Regions from separate parts of the Homo sapiens genome. Here region 2 is linked to region 1. A link is an interaction called in ENCODE POLR2A ChIA-PET data of the cell type or tissue named here. Cell type or tissue: OCI-LY7. All regions are shown on one strand.

The links. ChIA-PET counts read pairs that join two places held together with the same protein. Peaks named below come from ENCODE experiments on the same cell type or tissue, not always from the same donor. Only the 100,000 strongest peaks of a DNase experiment are listed, where the experiment ranks them.
Region 2: POLR2A ChIA-PET joins it to region 1 with 5 read pairs; 3 of 35 experiments call an interaction of 5 or more read pairs at or near these places.

Annotation. Positions count from the first base shown.
Region 1 is chr7:101,980,509-101,983,008 of GRCh38, reverse strand. The region is part of intron 2 of CUX1 (cut like homeobox 1); the gene reads right to left. Among named protein-coding and RNA genes, the nearest start is that of CUX1, 160 kb to the right of the region's middle. RefSeq lists enhancers at 988-1,097, 1,128-1,247. In OCI-LY7, no CTCF peak of the experiment used is centred here; DNase peaks (open chromatin) are centred at 998 and 1,717; H3K4me3 peaks cover 1,710 bases; H3K27ac peaks cover 2,500 bases.
Region 2 is chr7:101,338,043-101,340,542 of GRCh38, reverse strand. No RefSeq gene overlaps it. Among named protein-coding and RNA genes, the nearest start is that of IFT22, 17 kb to the right of the region's middle. In OCI-LY7, no CTCF peak of the experiment used is centred here; no DNase peak of the experiment used is centred here.

The DNA of each region.
Region 1 (2,500 bases):
GACGTGGACACTCACAAAGCGCTTAGACCCACACCTCTGTGGGTGTCCTGACACCACCCAGAAAGGGGATTGATTAAAACTGTCCCTGTTGGGGAAGGAGAACATCACACACCGGGGCTTGTCATGGGGTGGGGGGAGGGGGGAGGGATAGCATTAGGAGATATACCTAATGTAAATGACGAGTTAATGGGTGCAGCACACCAACATGGTACATATATACATATGTAACAAACCTGCACGTTGTGCACATGTATCCTAGAACTTAAAGTATAATAAAAAAAAAAAAGTCCCTGTTGGCTCACACCTGTAATCCCAGCACTTTGAGAGGCCGAGGCAGGCAGATCGTTTCAGGCCAGGAGTTCAAGACCAGCCTAACCAACATGGTGAAACCTCATCTCTGCTAAAAATACAAAAATTAGCCGGGCATGGTGGCCCGCATCTGTAATCCCAGCTACTCAGGAGGCTGAGGCATGAGAATCACCTAAGCCTGGGAGGCAGAGGTTGCAGTAAGCCAAGATCACAACACAGTACTCCAGCCTGGGCGACAGAGCAAGACTCCATCTCAAACAAAAAAGAAAAAAAGAAAAAAAAAAGAAATTTAAAAACTGTCCCTGTTTTGCAGGTGAGGAAATTCAGGAGACCCAGTGACTTGTCCTCCTGTCTCTTGCACTAATTCTAAAGCTGCTGCCCTAGCTCCTGGCCTTCCCTACCAGCTCATAACACCTTGGTGAGAAAAACGAGGCAGCAGGGCACACTCAACTTTTCTCACTTACAGTGGAAGATGTCAGCAGTCACAGCTATGGAGGAAGAGAAAGCTCTCAGGGGAAACTACTTTTTACTGCTATGTTATTGGTCAGGGCTGAGTCATACATTTCAGCCTGCAATGCAGGTAGAGGGAAACTCTAGCAATCAACAGGCAAGAAAATACCTGCCAAGATCGACTTGGACAACCTCATGGGTTTGGTTTTCTTTCTTCCCTTTTCTGCTTGCTTATTTTAGGCCATCTTGGTGAATACAGAAAGCAACAGTTAATTTTCCCTCCCACTTATGTGGCTGAGCGAAACCTCCCTGGTTTTATTAGAGTCAAGACTTGAAACCTGGCCAGGTGCGGTGGCTCACGCCTGTAATCCCAGCACTTTGGGAGGCCAAGGCGGCAGATCACTTGAGGTCAAGAGTTCAAAACCAGCCTGGCCAACATGGTGAAACCCCGTTTCTTCTAAAAATACAAACATTAGCTGGGCGTGGTGGTGCTTGCCTGTAATCCCAGCTACTCAGGAGACGGAGGCAGGAGAATCGCCTGAACCAGGGAGGCGGAGGTTGCAGAGCCGAGATCGCACTGCTGTACTCCAGCCTGGGCGACAGAGCGAGACTCCGTCTCAAAAAAAAAAAAAGACTTTAAACTTCAGAGCCTCTGACATTTGCATTCACGATTCAAACACCACTGGGGAATGCCTGGGATATCATTTTAATAAGCACATTATCTGTAAAAGAGAGTGGCTAAGACTCACATTGCCAGCCTGGGAATGGCTGGCCACTCTCTGTGGCCACCAATTGGCTATTCCACGTAGCCCAGGCCACACTGAGTGCCCTGAACTGAGATTTATCATTCACTCTACAAATAATTTCAGTACCTGCTACATGCCAGCCACTCTTTCATTCACAAAAAAGAAGACATGTTTTTGAATTCAGGCAACTTACATCCTCATGCGGCAAGACAAGTAAGAAACAAACACATACTATGTCAGGAGAGAGGAACTGTGGTAGAAAACGTCCTGCAAGGGAAAGTGAGGCGTGTGTATAGGTTGGGGGAGGAGGGGGCCGGGGACACAGTACTGGCTCAGGATTCACAAAACGGGGGGTATTCATGTCAGGACCTCTCCCTGTTCAGGAGCTATGCCAAAAGAGGCCTCTCCCTAGGTCATCTCCCTAGGCAAGCCTGATGTCCACAAATTCATTTTTCCATTTATTATTTTTGCAATTAATTGCAAAAACCACAATGACTTTTGCACCAAACTAAATATTGCCTGAAATTTCCAAAGACGCAGCATGTGACTCGGTAGCTAAAGGGGGAAAGAGCATCCCTAGAGTTAAGTTCCCAGGACATTGAACTCAAAGGCCAGATTCAGAGAGAGGAGTCAGGAAGCGCAGGTGCTGTGTTCGGGAGAAAGTCCCACGGGGTGTGGGGCACTGTGGCTTCCAGGTACATCCGTGCGGACGGCGGGCTGGTTCTCGGGGCCTTCAGGAGCCCTGTTCTTGGGCCGGGGGTCACAGAGTTAGGAGACGGCTGGCTGGCTGAACAGTTACAAGCTGGCCTAGAGCAGAAGAAGGTGGTTTATGTCACCGCACTCTCCCCTGAGTCAGAAGCGGGAGAGGTGTCTCCAGGGTCTGCCTGAGTGAGAACCAATCTGCCACCTACTTTGGATTGTGTCATTTTTCACTCAAGTGCCAGGTAGAGAACTGGTCAGATTCTTCAAAATGAAGATTTTTATTGTTTTAATTG
Region 2 (2,500 bases), 640 kb after region 1:
CTCTGCGGTGGATTTAGCCAGTGGGAGGGATCAAGAGAAAAGATCAGGAGGAGAGCGAGCTTCAGATTAGGGTCTTCTCCCTCCAGCTTCGGATGCCTAAGTCTCTGGCGATAGCCGCACCCCCTCCAATACTACAGCTCTCACTGGGCCCCAACAGCACCATGACATTCCTCCTTTGCTTCCTTAGCTCTGTCCACACGACTGTAAGGGCCCTTTTTTTTTTTTCGAGATGGAGTCTCACTCTGTCACCCAGGCTGGAGCACAGCGGCACGATCTCAGCTCACTGCAGCCTCCGCCTCCTGGCGTCAAGCAATTCTCCTATCTCAGCCTCCCAAGTAGCTGGGATTACAGGTGCGTGCCACCACGCCCAGCTAATTTTTATATTTTTAGTAGACAGGGGGTTTCATCATGTTGCCCCGGCTGGTCTCAAACTCCTGATCTCAGGTGATCTACCTGCCTCAGCATCCCAAAGTCCTGGGATTACAGGCGTGAGCTACCGTGCTCAGCCAGGGCTTCTTCATTGAAGCTGCTTCATTTGAACCATTCAGGTTCCATTCTTTCCTGCCAGGACCCTGCTTGGTTCAGCCAGTTTAAAGAAACGAAACTGGAAGGCGGACAGATCAACTTTGAGCTCAGAAGTTCGAGACCAGCCTGGGCAACATGGTGAGACCCTGTCTCTACAAAAAAAATACAAAAATTAGCCGGGCATTGGTGGCTTGCGCCTGTGTTCCCAGCTACTCAAGAGGCTGAGGCTGGAGAATCGCTTGAGCCTGGGAAGCAGAGGCTGCAGTGAGCCGTGATTGCTCCACTGCACTCCAGCCTGGGCAACAGAGTGAGACCCTGTCGCAAAAAAAAGAAAAAAAAAAATGAAAGAAAGAAAACTGGCCTGGGGGCCGGGCACAGTGGCTCACGCCTGTAATCCCAGCGCTTTGGGAGGCCAAGGTGGGTGGATCACCTGAGGTCAAGAGTTCAAGACCAGCCTGGCTAACATGGTGAAACCCCGTCTCTACTAAAAGTACAAAAAATTAGCCAGGTGTGGTGGTGGGTGCCTGTAATCCCAGCTACTCAGGAGGCTGAGGCAGGAGAATGGCTTGAACCCGGGAGGCGGAGGTTGCAGTGAGCCAAGATCACGCGACTGCACTCCAGCCTGGGCAACAAGAGCGAAAATCTGTCTCAAAAAAAGAAATGAACAAAAAAAAAGAAAGAAAGAAAACTGGGCTGGGCACAGTGGCTCACACCTGTAATCCCGGAACTTTGGGAGGCCAAGGCAAGAGGATCACTTGAGGCTAGGAGTTCAAGACCAGCCTGGGCAACATAGGAAGACCCTGTCTATACAAAAAACAAAAATTAGTCAGACATAGTAGAGCACACTTGTGGTCCCAGCTACTGAGGAGGCTGACTTCAGCCCAGGAGGTTGAGACTGCAGTGAGCTATGATCACGTCACTACACTCCATCCAGCCTGGGCGACAGACTGAGACCTTGTCACCAAAAAAATTAAATAATAAATGAAACTGTTTTGCCCGAAGCAGGAGTTCGAGATCAGCATGAACAACATAGCAAGACCCCCATCTCTATAAAAATACAAAAATTAACCCTACGTGGTGGCACATCCCTGTAGGCCCAGCTACTCTAGAGGCTGAGGTGGGAGGATTGCTTGAGCCCGGGAGATTGAGGCTGCAGTGAGCTATGATGTACCATTGTACTCCAGCCTGGAGCAAAACCCTATCTCCCAAAAACAAACAAACAAACAAAAAACCTGGGACCTACAGAATGTTGTATAAGGTCCCAGAGTGGCTACAAACCCTTGTTCAGGTTGTAGACTGCACAACTGCAAGGATTACCATGCACTTTGCAATCTATGGGAATGATGCACTCTGGATTTATACAGCACACATTCTGTGTAGCTGAGCCTTAATGGTCCCGAATTTGCCTAAGGTCAACCAGCTATTTGGAGCTACTTGGAACTTGCAGCAGGGCCTTGACCCACGTCTCGTGGCTATTACACCACCCCAAGATGGCTCTCCACTCTGCCATATCACCCCTGAGATTGAGTTGAGCAGAGCTGCAAAGTATTATGTTGGTGCAAAAGTAATTGTGGTTTTGGCCCTTCTTTTCTTTTCTTTCTTTCTTTCTTTTTTTTTTTTTTCAGACAGTCTCGCTCTGTCGCACAGGCTGGAGTGCAGTGGTACGATCTCGGCTCACTGCAACCTCCGCCTCCTGGGTTCAAGCAGTTATCCAGCCTAAGCCTCCCAGGTAGCAGGGACTACAGGCACGCACAACCACACTCAGCTAATTTTTGCATTTTTTAATAGAGACGGGGTTTCGCCATGTTGGCCAGGCTGGTCTCGAACTCCTGACCCCAGGTGATCTGCCCACCTTGGCCTCCCAAAGTGCTGGATTATAGGCTTAAGCCATCACACTCAGCCCTTTTATTTATTTATTTATTTATTTTATTTTATTTTTTTTTTTTTTAAGATGGAGTCTCGCTCCGTCACCCAA